2 separate regions of the Mus musculus genome follow, and region 2 is linked to region 1. The links are chromatin loops, found by intact Hi-C in ENCODE. Cell type or tissue: heart. All regions are shown on one strand. Links, peaks and the distances in the headings refer to the core of each region. The heading gives the core; the rest is flanking DNA.

What was found. Hi-C counts contacts between places; a loop is a spot of excess contacts. Peaks named below come from ENCODE experiments on the same cell type or tissue, not always from the same donor. Only the 100,000 strongest peaks of a DNase experiment are listed, where the experiment ranks them.
Region 2: a loop joins it to region 1, with 2.0 times the contacts of the local background. A loop is called at or near these places in 4 of 42 quality-filtered maps.

The regions. Positions count from the first base shown.
Region 1 is chr7:65,492,331-65,502,350 of GRCm38, reverse strand. It overlaps a transcript of Tjp1 not described here. Among named protein-coding and RNA genes, the nearest start is that of BC046251, 85 kb to the left of the region's middle. In heart, for the core only: a CTCF peak has its summit at 4,189 (motif pointing right); a DNase peak (open chromatin) is centred at 4,180; H3K27ac peaks cover 271 bases.
Region 2 is chr7:65,413,107-65,423,126 of GRCm38, reverse strand. It overlaps a transcript of Tjp1 not described here. Among named protein-coding and RNA genes, the nearest start is that of Tjp1, 47 kb to the right of the region's middle. In heart, for the core only: no CTCF peak of the experiment used is centred there; DNase peaks (open chromatin) are centred at 1,456 and 5,586; H3K4me3 peaks cover 838 bases; H3K27ac peaks cover 4,293 bases.

The DNA.
Region 1 (10,020 bases), core at 1,018-9,017:
AGTTCTGTGGCTCAGAAGTTTGTGTCTGTCCTGGAGCAGTGTCAACATCTCATACCTGCTTAGAATCCCTCTTCAACAGCAGCGGGTCACGGGGGCGTTCATTCATTCTGATTTTAGGCTGGATTGCATTAATCAGAATTGAATAGCGCCTGTTTAGAAATTAGTTCTTAATGAAATGAGGAAGGAAATTAAGATCTCAAAGAGGAGGCAGCTGGGATGTCACTGGAACACTCTGGTATACCCTGAGTCTCTCAAGGAAGCAGACCCTGGATGCTGTAGTTCGGATTGTGAATGTCCCCCTCAAAGGCTTTGTCCCTAGCCTGTGGCACTCTTAGCATGTGGTAGACCCTTTAGGACCTGGGGCTTAGAGAGAAAAAGTTAGGTCTTCAGGGAGTGTGACCTTGAAGGGATATTTTACCCCCAAGCCTCTTTCTGTGTGGCTATATTTTTTTAGCCACCACACTATAAAGAGGCTTTCCCAACCACTCTCCTGTGGTGTATTGGGCTGCCACAGGTCGGAAAGCAACTGTAGACAGAAACCATGAGCCACCTTAAGCCTTTTCTATTATTAAGCTGGTCGGCTCTGTTATTTTGTCTCAGTGATCTGATAAACATGCTGGATTTCGATAGACCCTGTCCCGGTCTAGTGCTTAGATTCCGTTTGCTCGCCTGTGCTAGGGACCAGCCTTCCCTCTCCATTTCTCCCTCCAGCTTGACTGTTCCAGCCCCTGCATGTAAATTAAGCACCAGCCTCATAGCCAGAAGATGCACAAGCCTCACCTATTTTAGTTGAGCTGGGGCTCCCATCCCGCATCTCAGACCCGTCCCATCATCACCTGCTTGCCTGCCTTTGGATTGGCCACAGCCAAGCAGAGTATAAACACATGTTATGTGTGACGGTGGAAGTGGTATGAGGTACTTCAGGAGATAACTGAACACTCAGGGCTGCCCAGTATAGACAACATCACAAAAAAAGGCAGCCTCAGAAGAGGACAGGAAAGCCACATGTGACTTTATTGGGACAAAAATTGCAGAGGTGCTTTTCAGGCCGAGGGAACAGAGAAGAGAAGGAAGCTGGAGCTGGGGAGGGACACAAAGCTCCTGTTGGGTGTTCTGAGCCACGGAGTTCTACAAAGATGCCCCGGGCTGGGTGGATGATGTGGGGGAGGCAGGCAGCAGCACCCCCCCCCCAGCCTCATCTTTCCTTCCAACCACATTTGCTTAGCTTTCTCTCTTCTGCTGGCTGCTGAGATCGTTTTGTGAATGTAGAAGGCTAATGTAAGCCACAGAGAGACGTCAGAAGCAGAGGGGACCACTGAGGATGTACACAGGGAGAACAGGAAGAAGCTGGGGTGAAGAGTTTCTGGAAGGGAGGAAGTGATCCACAGAGACCTTGTCCTCAGAAGGGCACGACAGGCAGCGTGGGAGGAGCAGGCATCAGCGAGGGCCATCTGGGGAGGCCGAGACACATTTGGTTTGGTTTGGTTTTTTTTCTCATAGAGAAGTTAGATTTTTTTTTTTCCCTTTTAGTCACAGTACAGAGAGCTGACGCTGCTTCTGAATCTGCAAACTGCAGCCATTCACTTCTGACAGTCTTACACTTCTGACATCTGTACCTGACTGCCCCCGAGGGGGCCACGCTGGTGGCACGCAGCCTCCTGGTGCTGTGCTTAGCATTGGGAGTGGAGAGTGTGGGGGTATCGGGAGGTAACTGGTGGGGTTTGCTGAGGTAGCAGCTAAGCCGCAGAAGGTTACAGATATAGACACGAGAAGAACATCTTTGTGTTATGGAATGGGTTAACTTATAGAAACTCTTTGTTGAGTAATGTGGGACTATTTGGCTGTGCAGAGGTGATCATCTTATTTGTTGCTCAGTGAGCAGGGTCATTTGATTTCCACATTTATTATTGAACAGACTAAACCGTCCCTAAGAAGCATAACAAATAATGTAGTGCCACTGTTTACACACACACACACACAGAGAGAGAGAGAGAGAGAGAGAGAGAGAACTCTAAGTATATAAAGTATATACAGTTGCATTCATCTTTGAAACACATTTACCCCACTATTGGAAGCAGAGCAGTTTAACTCCATGTGGCTTCTAGCAGGAGCGTGAACCAGGGAAGCTTTAGGGTACATTGTTTTCCATCTGTAAACTTATCTCAGCAGCCAGCAGAACAGAGAAGGCAGAGTTGCTGTGGCTGGAAGAGAAGATGGGGCGGAGAAGGCTGCCTGCATCTGCCAATCATCACCCAGCCTGGAACATCTTTGAGGTGTTGGGAACTGAACCCAAGGCCTTGCACAGGCTAAGCAAATCCTGTCACACTGAGCTATTCCTAACCTTCATCTTTTTTTTTTCAACATTCCTGTGGTTGCTTTAATGAAATTGGCCCCTATAGGTTTCCGTGTTTGAATACTAGGTCCTCAGTGAAACTGTTTGGGAAGGATTAGGAGGTGTGGCCTTGTTGGAGGAGGTGTGTCACTGGGGGTGGGCTCTGAGTAATCAAAAGCCCATGCTCTCTGTCTCCCACTTGTGGATAAGGATGTAAGCTCTCAGCTACTGCTCCAGTGTCATACCTGCCTGCTTCCTGCCATGCTCCCCGCCATGATGCTCAGAACCCTTTTCAACTGTGAGCCCAAATTAAACATTTGTTTCTATAAGTTGCCTGTATGTGTTTTATCACAGCAATGGAAAAGAGACATAGACAATTTCTCTAGCTCAAACTCACCATCCTCCTGCCTCAGCTTCCTATGTACTTATAGGATTACAAAAGTCCAAGCATCGCCTTGCTTAGACTTTAAAGCATGCTGTTTTGTTTTTGTTGTTTGTTTTGAGGGGGCAGAAATACCTCATGTTATGCAGCTGACCCTTCATGAAATCTGACCGCCTGCTGGGAGAGGAGTAAGGTTGGCGAGGAAGGGTCATGTGCTGTGGAACCTCAGCTCTTTTTTATAAGCTTAGAGATAAGCTAACAGAGTCATTTTCTTTCTTCTGGCAAGACGAGAGTGCAATGTCAAGTCACCCTCGTTACACCCTCACGGGTGATCCAGAGAAGACTTATTCTTCAGAGCCTTCCCTGGGGGCTGCTCGAGGGCTCAGTATTCTGGGCGTCCCCTGACTGTTTGCGGTGATGCCCCAGCTTTAGAGTCACCAGCAGGCCTGGGCAGCAGTTGTGTTTCCAAAGACTGACATTCGAATATGCAGCATGTGGGTCTTCAGGCTACTCTAACAAAATGTGCGTGCTGGGTAAGAGTTCTACCGCTGATCTCCATCTCCAGAAGGCTCATGGGCATCTCACTGTATCCTCAAGTGGTGGAAGAGGCAAGCAAACTGCCTTCAGCCTGTTCATCGGGGTGCTGATCCTATCCATGAGGCCTCCACTCTCCTGACCTGGCCACCTCCAGAGGCCCCACCTCCTGATGCCACCCTCCTCTGTCACCTTAGGGGTAGGATTTGAACATATGAAGAGCACGGGGCAGACGTCAGCCACAGCACTTAGGTAGCCAGAACGTCACTTTTCCTGCCTTCAGATGTGACTGACTAGCACCGCATCTGCTTTCAGCTGCAGCGTGCTGAGGGCTGGTTCCGGGGCCTTGTGAGTACTCAGTACAAACTTTGGAAATGGCAGGGACAGTGTAGTGTGTGTAGACTCTCTGGGGTTGGGTGAGAGTGTGTCTTGAATTAGAACCAGAGTTTGCAAACATTCCAGAGGAGACAAGTCTCACCCCAAAAACAGGTGGGGAGGGGGCGCCAGACTACAGAGTGGGTTCAATGCAGAGAGAACAACAAAGACCCCCAAGTTCCCAGATGCCTTTTGGGCTGTCAGTACCAAGAGCAGTCGTATTTGACATTTAATATTGGCTAATGCCTCTTGTGCATCAAAGCAGCACACGCACAATACAGTCCGTGGACTGGACACCATGTGAATTGGCCCTCGCCATGGGCTAAGAACTTGACTACTGCACTGCAGCCCTGTGGAGAGCCTTGCTTAAGGGATTGTGGGGGCAAGCTGGCATGTCTACACTCCAGCAGATACCCAGGTTGTGTGTTCACATCGTCCAGGACACGGAGCCTGGGGAGGATGCTTCTGCCATGTAACCTATTTCTCAGCCCTTCAGCAGGCCTCTGATGTTGTCATTGTAGATGTGGGCCCCAAGGGCAGGCTGGCCGGCTGTCGTGGCCTCTCAGCCAGCCACAGGGGGGCAGTACTCTCTAGCCTGTGTGGTTCGGCTGCCTGCTGAAACAGTCTGGTCTAAGACACTATTTTGTTGCGGCTATCTCTCATCCATCACAACTCTACATGAATTCATGACATGTGGGCTTTAGTGTAGATGTAAAAAGTAGTGAACCTTGGCCCACTTGAGTTGCTGACAGCAGTGGGCAAGTGGGGATTTAAGGGACCGTGACCCTGTGCTTGTCTGAAGGTGGATAATATACCATGTACTATGGTAAACTGGGGCAGTGATGGACCACCAGTGACCCTGTTGAAGGTGGGAATCACTGCAATACATCTTTGAAGCCTTCTTTGCTACCAGTAATAATCAGGCTTTACTTTATTTAAGTTCATGAACATTTATTATTTCTTCTGGAGGGGAAAATACATACATACGTACATATATAAGTACATACACATGCACACATACATACATACATGTATTCCTGACTTTCGAACTATTTTATTTTATTTTATTTTATTTTATTTTTGATCTTTCAAAAATCGTATTCATGGATGGTGGACTCAGGTGCTTCTGGGTAAAGACAGCTGAGTAGATGACAATCTGCAGAAAGGGGAACAGAGAATGCCGCAGGCAGGAGTGAGTTAGAGGGAGCTGGGGGGGGGGTGGTGACTTCTCTAAGTGGATTTCTGCTTGGAAAGAGAGAGTGGAGATTCTGAAGAGTAAGATTCCTGCTGAGGGATCAAGGGGGGGGGGGGACACCTGGGGACCGACAGGCATGGTTGTGGAGCAGATGGGATGACCCTGTCCTGCCCTTCACCTGGGTCAGCAGTGGGGTGTGAAGGGGATGGGATGACGCCAGCAGTGGAATGCTGGCTTGACAGGTTTCAAAGAGAAGTGCAATAAAAGACAGGAGAGCTGTGATTCTAAGTGAGGGCACATCTCATCCCAGGTGATTCAGAAGGGACCACGGCTGCTGGCTCTGTGTAAAAGATGAGAGCAGCCTAGAAGTCCAGTGAGCAGATGGGAGTGGGGTCAAGGCTACAGCCACGGTTTTTGCAGTTGTTTGAAGTGGCAATTTTGTAGCCACAGTAGGCATCTGTTTACCTTGCTGTCTTTGCTCTGGTTTTCTTTTTTTTTTGTTTTTTTTTTTTTGGTTTTTTTTTCCATTTTTTATTAGGTATTTAGCTCATTTACATTTCCAATGCTATACCAAAAGTCCCCCATACCCACCCACCCCCAATCCCCTACCCACCCACTCCCCCTTTTTGGCCCTGGCGTTCCCCTGTACTGGGGCATATAAAGTTTGCGTGTCCAATGGGCCTCTCTTTCCAGTGATGGCAGACTAGGCCATCTTTTGATACATATGTAGCTAGAGTCAAGAGCTCCTTCATAATGTTGTTCCGCCTATAGGGTTGCAGATCCGTTTAGCTCTTTGGCTACTTTCTCTAGCTCCTCCATTGGGAGCCCTGTGATCCATCCATTAGCTGACTGTGAGCATCCACTTCTGTGTTTGCTAGGCCCCGGCATAGTCTCACAAGAGACAGCTACATCTGGGTCCTTTCGATAAAATCTTGCTAGTGTATGCAATGGTGTCAGCGTTTGGATGCTGATTATGGGGTGGATCCCTGGATATGGAAGTCTCTACATGGACCATCCTTTCATCTCAGCTCCAAACTTTGTCTCTGTAACTCCTTCCAAGGGTGTTTTGTTCCCACTTCTAAGGAGGGGCATAGTGTCCACACTTCAGTCTTCATTTTTCTTGAGTTTCATGTGTTTAGGAAATTGTATCTTATATCTTGGGTATCCTAGGTTTTGGGCTAATATCCACTTATCAGTGAGTACATATTGTGTGAGTTCCTTTGTGAATGTGTTACCTCACTCAGGATGATGCCCTCCAGGTCCATCCATTTGGCTAGGAATTTCATAAATTCATTCTTTTTAATAGCTGAGTAGTACTCCATTGTGTAGATGTACCACATTTTCTGTATCCATTCCTCTGTTGAGGGGCATCTGGGTTCTTTCCAGCTTCTGGCTATTATAAATAAGGCTGCTATGAACATAGTGGAGCATGTGTCCTTCTTACCAGTTGGGGCATCTTCTGGATATATGCCCAGGAGAGGTATTGCTGGTTACTACAGAGCAATTGTGATAAAAACTGCATGGTACTGGTATAGAGACAGACCAGTAGACCAATGGAATAGAATTGAAGACCCAGAAATGAACCCACACACCTATGGTCACTTGATCTTCGACAAGGGAGCTAAAACCATCCAGTGGAAGAAAGACAGCATTTTCAACAATTGGTGCTGGCACAACTGGTTGTTATCATGTAAAAGAATGCACATCGATCCATACTTACCTCCTTGTACTAAGGTCAAATCTAAGTGGATCAAGGAACTCCACATAAAACCAGAGACACTGAAACTTATAGAGGAGAAAGTGGGGAAAAGCCTTGAAGATATGGGCACAGGGGAAAAATTCCTGAACAGAACAGCAATGGCTTGTGCTGTAAGATCGAGAATTGACAAATGGGACCTAATGAAACTCCAAAGTTTCTGCAAGGCAAAAGACACCGTCAATAAGACAAAAAGACCACCAACAGATTGGGAAAGGATCTTTACCTATCCTAAATCAGATAGGGGACTAATATCCAACATATATAAAGAACTCAAGAAGGTGGACTTCAGAAAATCAAATAACCCCATTAAAAAATGGGGCTCAGAACTGAACAAAGAATTCTCACCTGAGGAATACCGAATGGCAGAGAAGCACCTGAAAAAATGTTCAACATCCTTAATCATCAGGGAAATGCAAATCAAAACAACCCTGAGATTCTACCTCACACCAGTGAGAATGGCTAAGATCAAAAATTCAGGTGACAGCAGATGCTGGCGTGGATGTGGAGAAAGAGGAACACTCCTCCATTGTTGGTGGGATTGCAGGCTTGTACAACCACTCTGGAAATCAGTCTGGCGGTTCCTCAGGAAAATGGACATAGTACTACCGGAGGATCCAGCAATGCTCTGGTTTTCAAGACAGGGTTTCTCTGTGTAGCCCTGGCTGTCCTGGAACTCATTCTCTATCTTCATGTTTCTGTCTCCTGAGTGCTGGGCTTAAAGAAGTGTGCCACTGAAGCCTGGCTCTTGCTTGCATGCTTGCTTTTTCCCTCCCTCCCTCCCTTCCTTCTGTCCTTCCTTCCTTCTGTCCTTCTTTCCTTCCGTCCTTCCTTTCTTGCTTGCTTGCTTGTTTGGTTTCGTGTCTGATAATTACAAGGACTTAGGAAGGCAGTGACTGATCAGAGGAGGGACAGAGAAACAAGATGCTAGATGCAGAGTCTCTAGTGATAACTTGAATAAAATGTATACAAAGTAAACACGAAGAATTCAAATTCAGTTAGAATATCAGAAGAAACTTGAGGATAAACAACCTTTGGGAGGAAAAGAAGATGATTTGTGGAGGCAGTTAGAGAATAAACGCTAAAGCGACCTAAGACATCTACAAGTGTCGCTGGTGGGTGTCAAAACAGAGAGGGTTCATTTGAGCGAAGAGCAGAAACATCTGTGGAATCTGGGCCAAAGCCTGTGAAGGGATTGTTTTGTGACTTCATTTTTTTTCTGACTGTCACGCTCTGGATACCTGCAAGAGATGAAGTTAGGCCTGTTCTCTGAAAGCATCGCTTTGATAGGACCTCAAAGACTTCTGCACTTAATGCCCTAATTTATTTTAATGTACAGGAAGTTCACAGCTCTTTCAGAAATGAGCTGTGTTGGATATTTTGAAATCCACTGTCAAATAAAAGCTTTTTGCAAGCATTCCTTCCTCCCATCCCCTCATCTGTCACGCCCTGCTAATAACCGAGTTCTTAATTAGCTCTTGCCTGTAACCCATGTTTGTATTTGAAGTTGAAAACCACTTTTGAAGTTACAAATATTTCAGTAATGGACTTTAGTTATACGCATATGCTTAGAAGGAAAATTTCTTTTTTAAAAACTTATTGTTACTCATACATTTTAGATCTTTTTAAAGGAGTAATTACAGCTAGAGGTCATTCTTGTTTCCCCAGTTTATTGAGTTGGCGACACGAAGATGTTACTATTAGTGTTGTGATTTGGTGTCACTGAAGGCGGGGCCGACTCTTGATAGGGCTGAGGAAATGTCTGGGTTGGATATGGAACGGATTGGAGGACCAAGGAAACCCCACCCTTGCCTCGCTGTCCCAGAGAAGCAACCTTAATATAAGTTACACAAAGCACTGAATCACCATAGGCCTTGTTTAGTAAGACGAATAGGAAGACCTGGGTTGAGCTGTCTCACCTTGATTTGGTTTGCTGTTTATTCTTTATCTAAAGCTAGCAATTATGCACTTGACCTGACAGTGTAGAAACACTGCTACAGGAGACATTTACCCACCTTGTCTGCGAATGGACACTTGTATCCAGAGTAAGATATTTTAGAATAAACTAATATTCTGATTTTGGGAAGACATGGCCTTGCCAGATCCTTCTGTCAATGGTTAATAATTTTAAATGTGACCGGAGCATGAGTCCCCAGACAGTCACCAGCACTGGTCTTGGTCACCAAGCACAGACATGAGAGAGATTTTGATCTTTCTAGCAAGCTTTGGATACTGCTAAATGTGTGTGCTAACTGATTTAGGGTGAATTTTAACAGGCCCTAAAACTCAAATTACCCATTGGCTTAGGGGAGTCCTGACCCTGCTGCCTTGAAGTGTCTCTGTTGGGACCTTAGGTTTTTCCTTCTGACTAGTATGTTCCCTTTCACCCACTCACCCTGCCCTGCCTCCAGGACCTGTGCCCTTGTCTTCTTTTCCAGAGTCTTCAGTCTTTCCAGGATTAATATTTTCTCTGTTTGACTAAATCTCACTATCTTTAAAAATATTCTTATGTGATTTGTCATCTTTCTTTTCTTTCACTGGCTGGGCTGGACTGTCACAAGCCTCTGGAATCTGTTGAGCCTAAGAGGCAAGATTAAGATCACTACCACAATTTTTGAGCCAAATCTGAAGCAAGATTCATTAAATACCGACCAGGATGATAGACACTTGCCAGATCCATACCTGGGATTCCCAGAGAATGGCTACAAGTTATGTAAATCAGGTGCTTATAGAGGCAAAACCCACAAGGCTACACATTTCCGGCCTTCATCCAGTCCAGAGCAGGCATACATCCTGCCTAAGTACCTCATGCCTACATGTGAGCAAGCACGGCTTGTGCAGTTGGGGCAACCAACCTTGTTTACAGAAGTGAAAACATGTGGGTTGTTATCTTTTTATTATTATTATTATTAAGATTTATTTATTTTATGTATGTGAGTACACTGCTGTTCTCTTCAGACACACCAGAAGAGGGCATCAGATCCCATTACAGATGGTTGTGAGCCACCTTGTGGTTGCTGGGAATTGAACTCAGGCCCTCTGAAAGAGCACTGAGCCATCTCTCCAGCCCCTTGGGTTGTTATCTTACATGAACACCAGCCCTTGGCATTCCAGGAGCTATATGCTTTGGGGCTTGTAGCTTAGAGGGTTTTTTGTTATTGTTGTTTGTTTGTTTGTTTGTTTGTTTTATAGATCTCTTTAAAACAGTTATTTAATAGCTGGGCTGTGGTGGCACGCCTTTAATCCCAGCACTTGGGAGGCAGAGACAGGTAGATCTCAGAGTTCAAGGACAGCCACATCAGTCAGGGATATACAAAGAAACCCTGTCTCAAGACAAGACAAGACAAGGCAAGACAAGGCAAGGCAAGACAAGACAAGACAAGACAAGACAAGACAAGACAAGACAAGACAAGGAATATACAAAGAAACCCTGTCTCAAGACAAGA
Region 2 (10,020 bases), core at 1,229-9,228, 79 kb after region 1:
ACCTTAGCTCTCAGGGATAGCAGAATCCTTTAGTAAAAGAAAATCCAACAGATAACATAAAAACAAGGTCAAGAGCTGAGCAGTGGTGGCATACACCTCAGATCCCAGCACTCTGGAGGCAGAGGCAGGTGAGTCTCTGTGAATTGGAGGCCAGCCTTGTCTACAGAGCAAGTTGCAGGCCAGACAAGCAGTCGCTAGTGGGGAGGGAATGTCGCTCACTGGTAGAAGTCTTGCCTCCTATGTTTTAGGCCACAGGTTTGGTGCCCAGCATCCAACAACCAAACAGGCCAACAGGCAGAAGGCTCTTGGGCTTTGGCTAGAAAGTCAACCAAAGGCTTGCCAAAGACTGTGGATGGTTCTGGTGCTTGTCAGGGCTACACTTAAGGGACAGGAGTGGAAGGTTTTGCTGAGAGTCCCCGTGAGTAGCCAGACTTAGGTTTAGCATTCCTTACAGGAACTGGCTGGGTGTGGGTCTGCACTTCAGATAAGACTGGTGCTCCATTTGAGATTAAAAACCCTCCCCTGTCCTAAGCTTCACCCTTTCATCAGTCAGCTTTCACTTACTCCAGGTTACTCTCCAAGGAGAATAAAAACCTTTGAAAAGAGCATGACCATGGGTACTGCTTCTTCTAGTACTTCTATATTTACCCCTTTGCTGATGTATGTAAATTTATGTATGTAAATTTTTATTCAGATTTAATTAGCAATTCTTTCAGCTTGACCTTTGCCGATTTTCATTGGAAGCAGGAAAGCTGTCCAACGATGGGGACTGCTACGGGTGGGCTAGAGAGATGGCTCAGCTGCTCAGAGCACTGGCTGGTCTCTTAGAGAGAACCTGGGTTCAATTCCCAGCACACAAAAGAAGGCTCCCAATAGTCTGGGATTGGGACGCCAGCCCTACACAAGTGTGGCCCACAGACATACATGCAAGCAAACATCCATGCATACACAATTTCAAAAATTAAAAAAAGAAAAGTGAGCCGGGCGTGGTGGCGCATACCTTTAATCCCAGCACTTGGGAGGCAGAGGCAGGTGGATTTCTGAGTTCGAGGCTAGCCTGGTCTACAGAGTGAGTTCCAGGACAGGGCTACACAGAGAAACCCTGTCTCAAAAAAAAAAAAAAAAAAAAAAAAAAAAAGAGTTCTGCTTAAAAGCCATTTTCTGTTTCTTGGGGGGTGGGGGGAGGCATTAGACATTTTTTTGTCTTAAAAGCTCACAGTCAAGCTGAGAACCGAAAGTTAAAAAAAAAATAGCTTTATTTAAAATCTGGTTTTGGCCACTCACTTTTACCCAGAAATTCACGTGAATGGACTAAGCCACTGTGCTCACTGCAGGACCCCGTAGTCAGCTCGCAGAACACAGGAACACAAACAACTTGCTGAGGTTTCTTCTAGTTCACAATGGATGGCTTCCTCTTTCAACCCAGGGCATTGTCTCTGTCTCCTGTACTGGGGAGGCTGGTCACGTGGTGGACGATGCCAGTCTCAGTCACATCCTGAAACAGCAATGTGCTGCTTTTGCCATCCCTACCCCTCCCCCTCTCCGCTGTGGGGACCGAGGTCCCTGTAATCCTGGTGACTGACTCTGACAGTCCACGGCAGGGGCTGTGCTGTGAGGTGCAGACTCGTCCCTCACACGCTCCCTCATTGTTACCCTGGGGTCCCTTCTATACCCAATGCCTCCTCCTCCTCAGGAGGAAGGAAGGGAGGGAGGGAGGGAGGGAGGGAGGGAGGGAGGGAGGGAGGAAGGAAGGAAGGAAGAAAGGAAGGAAGGAGAGAAACCATGGTTCAACTCCCATGTTGCCTAGATCAGACCCTGTCTTTGTTAGTGTGACCACACTTCTTTTAGCATTATTTATTGTGGTAGTTACCACCATTCAAAGAACATGGAGTAAATATTGTCTTATCCAGAAAAACTATGTTGTGCAACAGAGAAACTTCGTGGGATGGCACATTTGAGAACACAAGAGGTGGAGGAGAAGGGGATGGCTTTTCTTTCTGTCCCTGTGTTTTCTTTTTTGTTTTTATTTGTCTGTCTGTTTTTTTTTTTTTTTTTTTTTTTCAAGACAGGGTTTCTCTGTGTAGTCCTGGATGTCCTGGAACTCCATCTGTAGGCCTTGAACTTAGAGATCCACATGCCTCTGCCTCCTGCGTGCTGGGATTAAAGGTGTAGCTGGCTCCTTCTCTCATTTTGTTCACAAAGGAAACAGAGTCATCACAAGGAACAGTGCCCTTGAGAGATACAGCTTCCACACTCAGGTCCCAGGAACAAAGGCATCTGTCTTTTCTTGTCATATGTGTTCAGCACCTGGGTTAAGGATTGCCTGAAAGAACTGTCCTAAAGAGCCTTTATATTTGGGGCAACTTTTTTTTTTTAACCTGAAAAACACTCGGGATTTCTAGCAAGCATTCAGTATATGTGGCACGGAATAATGAGTTGGGCTATTTAATAAGAAACATATTTGCCAGTTAGACATCAAATGAAGTGCTTAGAGTTACTCCAAGCTCTCTAAGCTCCAGTGCTCTTTGGGCAGAGCTTGCCCTTCCCCCACAGCAAGCCCTAGGTGTATGTCTGCTGAGCCAGAACACGCTCCTGGCCAGTTTTCCTCTCCCAACTCCCCTTTGTTCCCAGAGCCGAATTTCAAACTTGGCGTGGAATCCCAAAGGTGGCTTTCTGCTGGAGCATGTGTGTGTCACTATTGCTGCTATGGATCTCTGTGGCCCCGGTGTGGCTTTAGTCCCATGAGTGTCTTGTGCATGCAGAGCTTGTGGTGAAGGCCCTGCCTTGCTGTGTGAAGTGGGCAAGTGAGATGCACTGCGAGACTCAGGCTAGACCAATGCATGGCCACTTGGAAGAGTTGACACAGAGACAGGAAGTAGGTTTAGTTTTTTATTCTTACTCCAGTGTTGGCTGTGCCTTTTCTTCACTGGTTAGGGTCTGAGCTCACCATCTTGTTCATTTGTCTAGTCTGAAAAGAATTGTCACACAGGAAATGAAGGAGGAAGGAGTCACTGTTCCAAGGAGATAAAGGTTATTGTTCTCAGTTATCAAATTCTTAGAACAGTACAGCAGGGCTTTTATGTAAACAAGGTTTTACTGGATGAGGAGGTCTAAAACATTTGCATAAAAGTCTCAAAGGTAGGGGAGATAAAGATTTTTCCCAAACACAATTTATAGTATTTGATGGAAAAGATTCATATTTGATATTAGTCACACTTGGAACATACACTACTACCCAAAGATCACAGAACCATTTTTTTTTTTAATTCTAGATAAATAAATGTGAAGTTGGGTGTGGTGGTTTATATTTATAATCCCAGATCATAGAAGAAGCAGGAGGAATTTAAATTTCAGGTCAGCCTAGGCTACACCTTGAGACCTTATCTCAAAAATCCCCAAAGAAAGTCCAAAGAAAGAATGCAGTTGGCTGGGTGGTGGTGGTACACACCTGTAATCCCAGCACTTCTAAGGCAGAGGCAGGAGGACCTCTGTGAGTTTGAGACTAACCTGGTATACAAAGCAAGTTCCAGGGCAGCCAAGTCTATAGAGAAACCCATCTCTAGAGAAAAAAAAAATGCAGTAGAGGAAAGGAAGAAAGGAGGGAGAGGGGAGGAAGAAAGGGAAGGAGGAAGGAGCAAGGGAGTAGAGGGGGAAGAGAGGAGGGAGAGATGGGAGAAGAAGAGGAAAAGAGAGAAACAGATTTCAAGATCTCAAGATTTTGAGTCTCAGAGATGGTAAGTGTCCTCAATGTTCTTTGGTGTGTTAGGAAAGAGTCACCTAATGTCACTCTAATGGATGAATGTTAAAGCTAAGACACCCATTGGGGGCGGGGTGGAGGGTGGGTTACTAAGACAGAGGCATCCATGGGGGAGGGGACCTGCTAGGGCTGGACACCCCTGCGGGGAAGGCCGGAGCTAGGACTGAGACATCTCTGGGGAATGCTTGTGTGGAGACACCTGTAGGGACTGTAGCAGAGCACCAGCTGTCTCCAGTATCTGAAGTATGTTTTCCTTGTACTATCTTTGAACTGTGTTTTGTTTATTTTCATTTTCTGTTCTAGTCTGGGCTTTCATCTTTTGAAGTCTGAATTTGAGGCTCAAGGCTGAAATAAAATAAGCCTTTTAAATCTTAGGGAGAGTTAAGTATCAAAGGAAGACTCCACACAATCTAGGATCGCACAGTTAAATCTGTATTTATGCTCACGGTAAAAAATACCCCTCTGACCCGAGAACATTCTAGAGTTTGGAGGAAACAATAACAAACAACAGAGCTTTGGATGGGAACAGTGTTTTGGATAGGAAAGGCCCTGTTATCTCCCTATCATCCAGTGGGACAAACACCTGGGCCTGCCTGTGGACTGCCAACCAGTGCCTTCCTGCCTTCAGGGCTCCTCCCACAGCGGACAGACCACTGCCAACCACCTGGCTTGCCTGCCTATGGCTGGGAGCTCTACACTCGTCCAGCTCCATCTCCTTCAGAACACCCCACGATCGGTAGAAGCACCCTTACAGGCTTTCTCTCGGAGAATTGAGCCATAACTGGACCTGAGACCTCGTTGGCAGTTTATCAACATTTCTGGGGCACCTTCCCAGGGTTGTACAGTAAGCAACCGGCTAGAATGCTTTCTCACAGTTTGACCAGCCAACCCTTCTGTGATGGGTCTTGTTATTGGAAAGTTTGCCGCTCACTTCTATTCTGTCTCTGGGTGGTCCTCTGAGTGGATGTTTCTCAGTCAGGGTTGTGACTGGACTCGCACACACACACAGTTGGTGTTCTAAGGTAGTTTCTTCATGTATGTGCTAAGGCGTCAGGCCTGTCTCCCACGTGACCAGTACACAGTGGCGCACAGGAAGAGTTCTCCAGGCAGGTGTACCAAGAATGCTCAGGACAAAGCTGCCATCTTGACACCACGGGGGCAAATCTCAGAAGTCTGGCAGCGGCTTTTCTGGTGCTTCCAAGGGAGGGTGAGCGGAGGAGGGTTTGTTCACTGGAGCACAGGGAAAGATGGCCACTGAGGGGAGGAGAGTCATGTATGGAAATGTGCTATCCCAGCTAGAAAACACCATTTTCTCACAGTCTAGCATGCCATCTCCCTGTATTAGAATGTTCTAGTTCTCCCGTCGCTCTCCTGATGTTTGAGTTCTCTGTCTTTGCTCTTATTTCCCATTTTGAATACCTTTTTTAGAGCTGTTTGGGAAATCTCCCAAAAGTTGGGTAAGTGGGGCTGGAGTGCTGACAGAGGCTTCTTGTTACTGGCTCTAAATGGATGCTCTGTGTCCTCTTTAGAAGGGTTATCTTTCCTTTCCTTTATCCAGTAAAAATATGTTTGGGGATCCAGGGCTTGTCTGGGTAATGATCCTAAAAAAATGATCCCTCTTGCTGCAGAGCCAGCCCCAAGGAGGTGGCCAGAGAAGCTGTGGCCTGGCCACAGTTCCCCTCCGACCTTGGACTGGTTGTCACGCACACTTGGACAGCGTTTCCGCTCTTTGTCTGAGCATGCATTCATCATCTTGTTGGTTGTATGAGTCTCTCTCATCCTCCTCTTTGCATCCCGTCTTCATTTAACCCCAATCTTCACTCTTGGGGCTGGTTGAGGGGTGATGGGCTCAGCTCCCAGGCAGCCTCTGGAGACACAGGGCACTTGGCGCAGGCAGAAGCACCTCCCCTAGCTGATAGCCCTGTGGGGGACTCTCTCCTGACAGGAATTGATAAGGGCACATTATGTAAAATCTGGAGGGCAGAGCTTTCCCTTTTAGGTCAGTACTCGGCCTGGAGCTAAAAAGGCTAATCAACAGAAGCATTTTCTGTGTTCATTCCAGAGACTTTCCCAGGGGCACAATAAATCTCACAGGCCTGTTTACAGGAGCATTGTTATTTAACAAGCCAGGCTTCCGAGTTTAAGAGTTTTTGGTTTCATCCAATCTAACCCAACCCGCCACATTCATGATTCATTACCAGTTACTCAGACTGCGTTCTGTAAGGTAATGTAATTTTGCATACTTAAAAATAATCTTCACATACAAGATTAACCTTATGCGCGTTGGAAGACGATTTAAAAGCTGTATGTCTTTCTTCTCTTTTTAAGCCTACTGGGAAAGTGTCAGTCCTGGCTCTAATCTCACCAGCTAAGGAGACCAACTGAGCTAGTTCATCTCCTTTACTCATTCATTCATTCATTCATTCATTCAGGAGATGCAGCTTATCATGTTTATACATCATTCATTCATCTGTTCTTTCATTCAAAACAATGGTTCAAGCCTGGCTCTAGAAGATGAAAACATGCGTGGAGCTCATGCAGCCTTCAAGATGCTGCAGGTCAGCATCAGAAGGACCTGGTGCTGTCTGGGGAGTGGTCATTTGATCTGGGTTTGGTCCTAAAGAACAGAGATGGTTTCAGTGGAGGGGGAAGGATTAGGGGATGTGGGCGGAGCCTGATCCAAGTGTGACTGACAGCCCTGACCCTCCAGTGTAACCTCAGCTTGTAGGAGCGTGGGGCAAATTCTCCATGGCTCTGATCACAGAAATACATGGTCTCTAAATTTTAATAAGCACTGATAAATCCACCAGAAATATTATAGCTCATGGACAGTCCCTGCAACAGTGTCTTGTGAGCATGTTCCAGGCTCTCTCTAGAAGGTTCCCACAGACAACATCTCAGGAGGGAAGGCAGCTCTTGGAATCTGCGTTGCAAATATTTCTTTTGTTTGTGGCTAGAGTAGGGTATTGTTTCCTGCATGCTTCAGGTATTCCCTGCCTACTCTTCTGGCTTCATTTTACAGCTTCATTTTATGCAGGAAAACCAAGATCCATTTGAAACTAAGTTTGGTTTAAAGGAGATAGAAATCCAACTTCCCTCATCTTTCTCAGAGTTACCCAATTGCATTAAATACATTTATTAAGTAATCTCTTAGTATTTTTCGGAAGGCTCAGCTTTATAATAATGTATATTTACTGAATATCTCTGTAATATATCCCCTTGCATATTTTCAAGTCTTTGCTGTGATCCATTGATAAATCTTGTTGATTTCTTCTCCGGTTTCATATCGTTCTAAGACCTGTGTGTTCTAACAGGAAAGAAGTTGTAAACTGTTCGCAAAATCTTTCTCATGTCCCTAGAACCAGCATTTAAATGAACCTTGAAGAAGTTTACTTTTGGCTTGATTTGCTGAAAAGCTCCACTGTCTTAAGTAGTGAGAACCTGGCGGGCACCAGAGCCGTGGCCTGGGTAGTTCCTTTGCTTGATTTATTTTTCCTTCCTTTTCTGCAAGTCTGTAAATGTTTATTGCGTATTGTCCGTCCTTGTCATTGCTTGTTTGGGGCCTGAGGGGGCAGTGACATTTTCATGACCCTCAGAGCTACACAGACATGGATGAGAGTTGGAGCTCTCCGGTGGCCTTTAAACAAAGCTATCGTACCCAAGATGGGGACTAGGCTCCTCAGTCCCCATTTCCTTGCTTCACCCTAAGGTTTTGGCCAGCCGCTGGTCAGAGTGAGGCAACTTCTAACTGATGTTTTAACAGAGAGATAGCAAGGAGCTGCGGCTGCAGTTCTCTGCTGATGGTTTCTAAATGTTTCTAAAACAAAATTTTTTACATCCTGAGACAATTTTCAGGGGAATACACACACCCAATTCTGTGGAAAAATAATGGAAAGCTATGAAAAACTCCCACGCAGAGGCAAGAGGAGGAAATATTTTTCCATTGACCGGAGCCCGTGTAGGCCATGTAGGAGCTGGGAAGGCTCCTTCTGAAAGGAACGCAGGGGCTGTTTCCAGCCTCAGTGGTTTGTAGTTTGGGCCTTTCTTGATAAGGACATAATGACCTTTTATCATATCCTATGATCATGATGAACTTGACCTTATCAGAAACACGGACAGTTTGGTTCCTTGATTTGGGTTTTTTTTTTTGCTCATAAGTCATCTTTTGGTTTTTAGAGTTAAATGACAAAGTTCTTCTGTTGGCCACAAACAGCAGGTAAGGTCTGGGCCTGCATCAGCTTTGCTGGTTGAACTTTGCTGGGTGAGAGGATAGTCCATCAGCTGTTAGCAATTGCTTTCTTCTTTCCTTTCATATCACACATCATTCATCTTATTAGTCTTAAATGAGTCCCTCAAGCCAACACATGGAGACGAATTCAGAGAACTTGGAAGCAACTAGAAGCATGGTGTCGTGAGGCATCCTTATAGATGGGACTGGAGCCTTGTAAAGATGTCACAAGGCTCGGGCCCAGTGTCCTTGCCCTTTTCTGAGTGCCCCCCCCCCCCCCACTTCAGGTGACTCTCTGTTGTCCGTGAGGTAGTATAGTGACCTCCTTATCACTCTTGCTATCTCCCTTCCAAGCTGTCCCAGGTTGGGGCCCTGCCTCACACAGCAGGTGGCTCTCCTCAGTTCTAGCAGCTTTAGCTTCCAGCCAGAAGGCTGTGTTATCCGCCCATACCCCTTGCTCCCGTTTAACTTGTGCAAAGCAAATTATATTTTTCAGCAGAGCTGAAAACCATGGAATGTTTTCCGGGCATGCCAGAGTAATGTTTTCCGAAGTGACATTTGACTTATATACAAGAGGCCCTTTTCCTCCCCTGCATAAATACACACGAAGGACAGCTTTTGTAATATAGTAAATAAGATCCCACACGAATTCCACACAACAGACTGTGTGGGGAGCTCACATAATAAAATGAAGAATGTTGCCTGCTTACTTTCTGACCAGTGTGGAGTTTTCATCATACCCTGCCTCTATCAGAGCCATGAACACACACACACACACACACACACACACACACACACACACACACACACACACTCTTAAACGTAGTGATCAAAAATGATCACTTTTTCTCCTAAATGGAACACACCCATTACTGTAGCTGTCCTTTATGTTGCAGAAAGGATGAAGGCACTCTCTAAATATAGTTAATGACTTAAGCTAATGCTAAATCTGTGAGGGAAAAAAATGTGTTGAGATTTGGGTGGGTGTTGCCAGGAGGAACAGGAATGTGGGGGGCAGGACCAGGTGACACGGGGATAAAGTCATGCCAGACGTAAACGCACATTTCAAGAGAAGGTTTAGCAGAGAATTAATACGCTGCTATTTCTGTCAAGGAGAAGGTGTCACATCACTAAAAGAAGGAGGAAAAAAAAAAAAAAACAACCCTTAAAGCTGTATTTACATCAAAGTTTATGTCATCTCTGTTTCCCTTCTCCTAAGTGCCCATGATGAAAGTATGCCTTTGAGATTGTTAATTGCAGATTTATTTCTGTCCTGTTACCAATCAGGGATGGAGGCTGCTCTTAAGGAGCTTGTGGCCCTCGGTTGCCGCTGCAGAGCCTGCTGATGTGAACTGATCGGAATCGGACGAGGTGCATGCATATTTCTGCTTAGCATCACATCTCGTTTCTTTGCCTCTTCTGTGTGCAGCATCCTCCTCTACAGAGCTTGCTTTCCCTTAAGGCTCCTGAGGGGTCAGGCCCACTTCTTGCACCATGCTGCTGGGGTGCCTCAGCGTATTTAGTGCTCCTCTGTCTAGAGATTTTTCCGAGGTTTTACCTGTTTGTGCATGGTACCTCTGGTGGATTGAATATGCTTGACCTAGGGAGTGGCACTATTAGAAGGTATGACTGTGTTAGAGAAGGTGTGGCCTTGTTGGAGGAAGTGTGTTACTGTGGGCGTGGGCTTTAAGACCCTCATTCTAGCTGCCTGGAAGCCAGTCTTCTCCTAGCAGCCTTCAGATGAAGATGTAGATCTCTCAGCTCCTCCTGTACCATGCCTGTCTGGATGCTGCCATGCTCCCACCTTGGTGATCATTGACTGAACCTCTCTGAACCTGTAAGCCAGCCCCAATTAAATGTTGGCCTTATGAGAGTTGCCTTGGTCATGGTGTCTGTGCAGAGCAGTAAAATCCTAACTAGGACAGTACTTAATTCTCCCATTTTAGGTAACGTTTGTTAAATCAATTCTTTTACAAATAAAGAATATACTTCTTCAGACATGATCATAGTTAACATATTAGACATTGTAATGTGG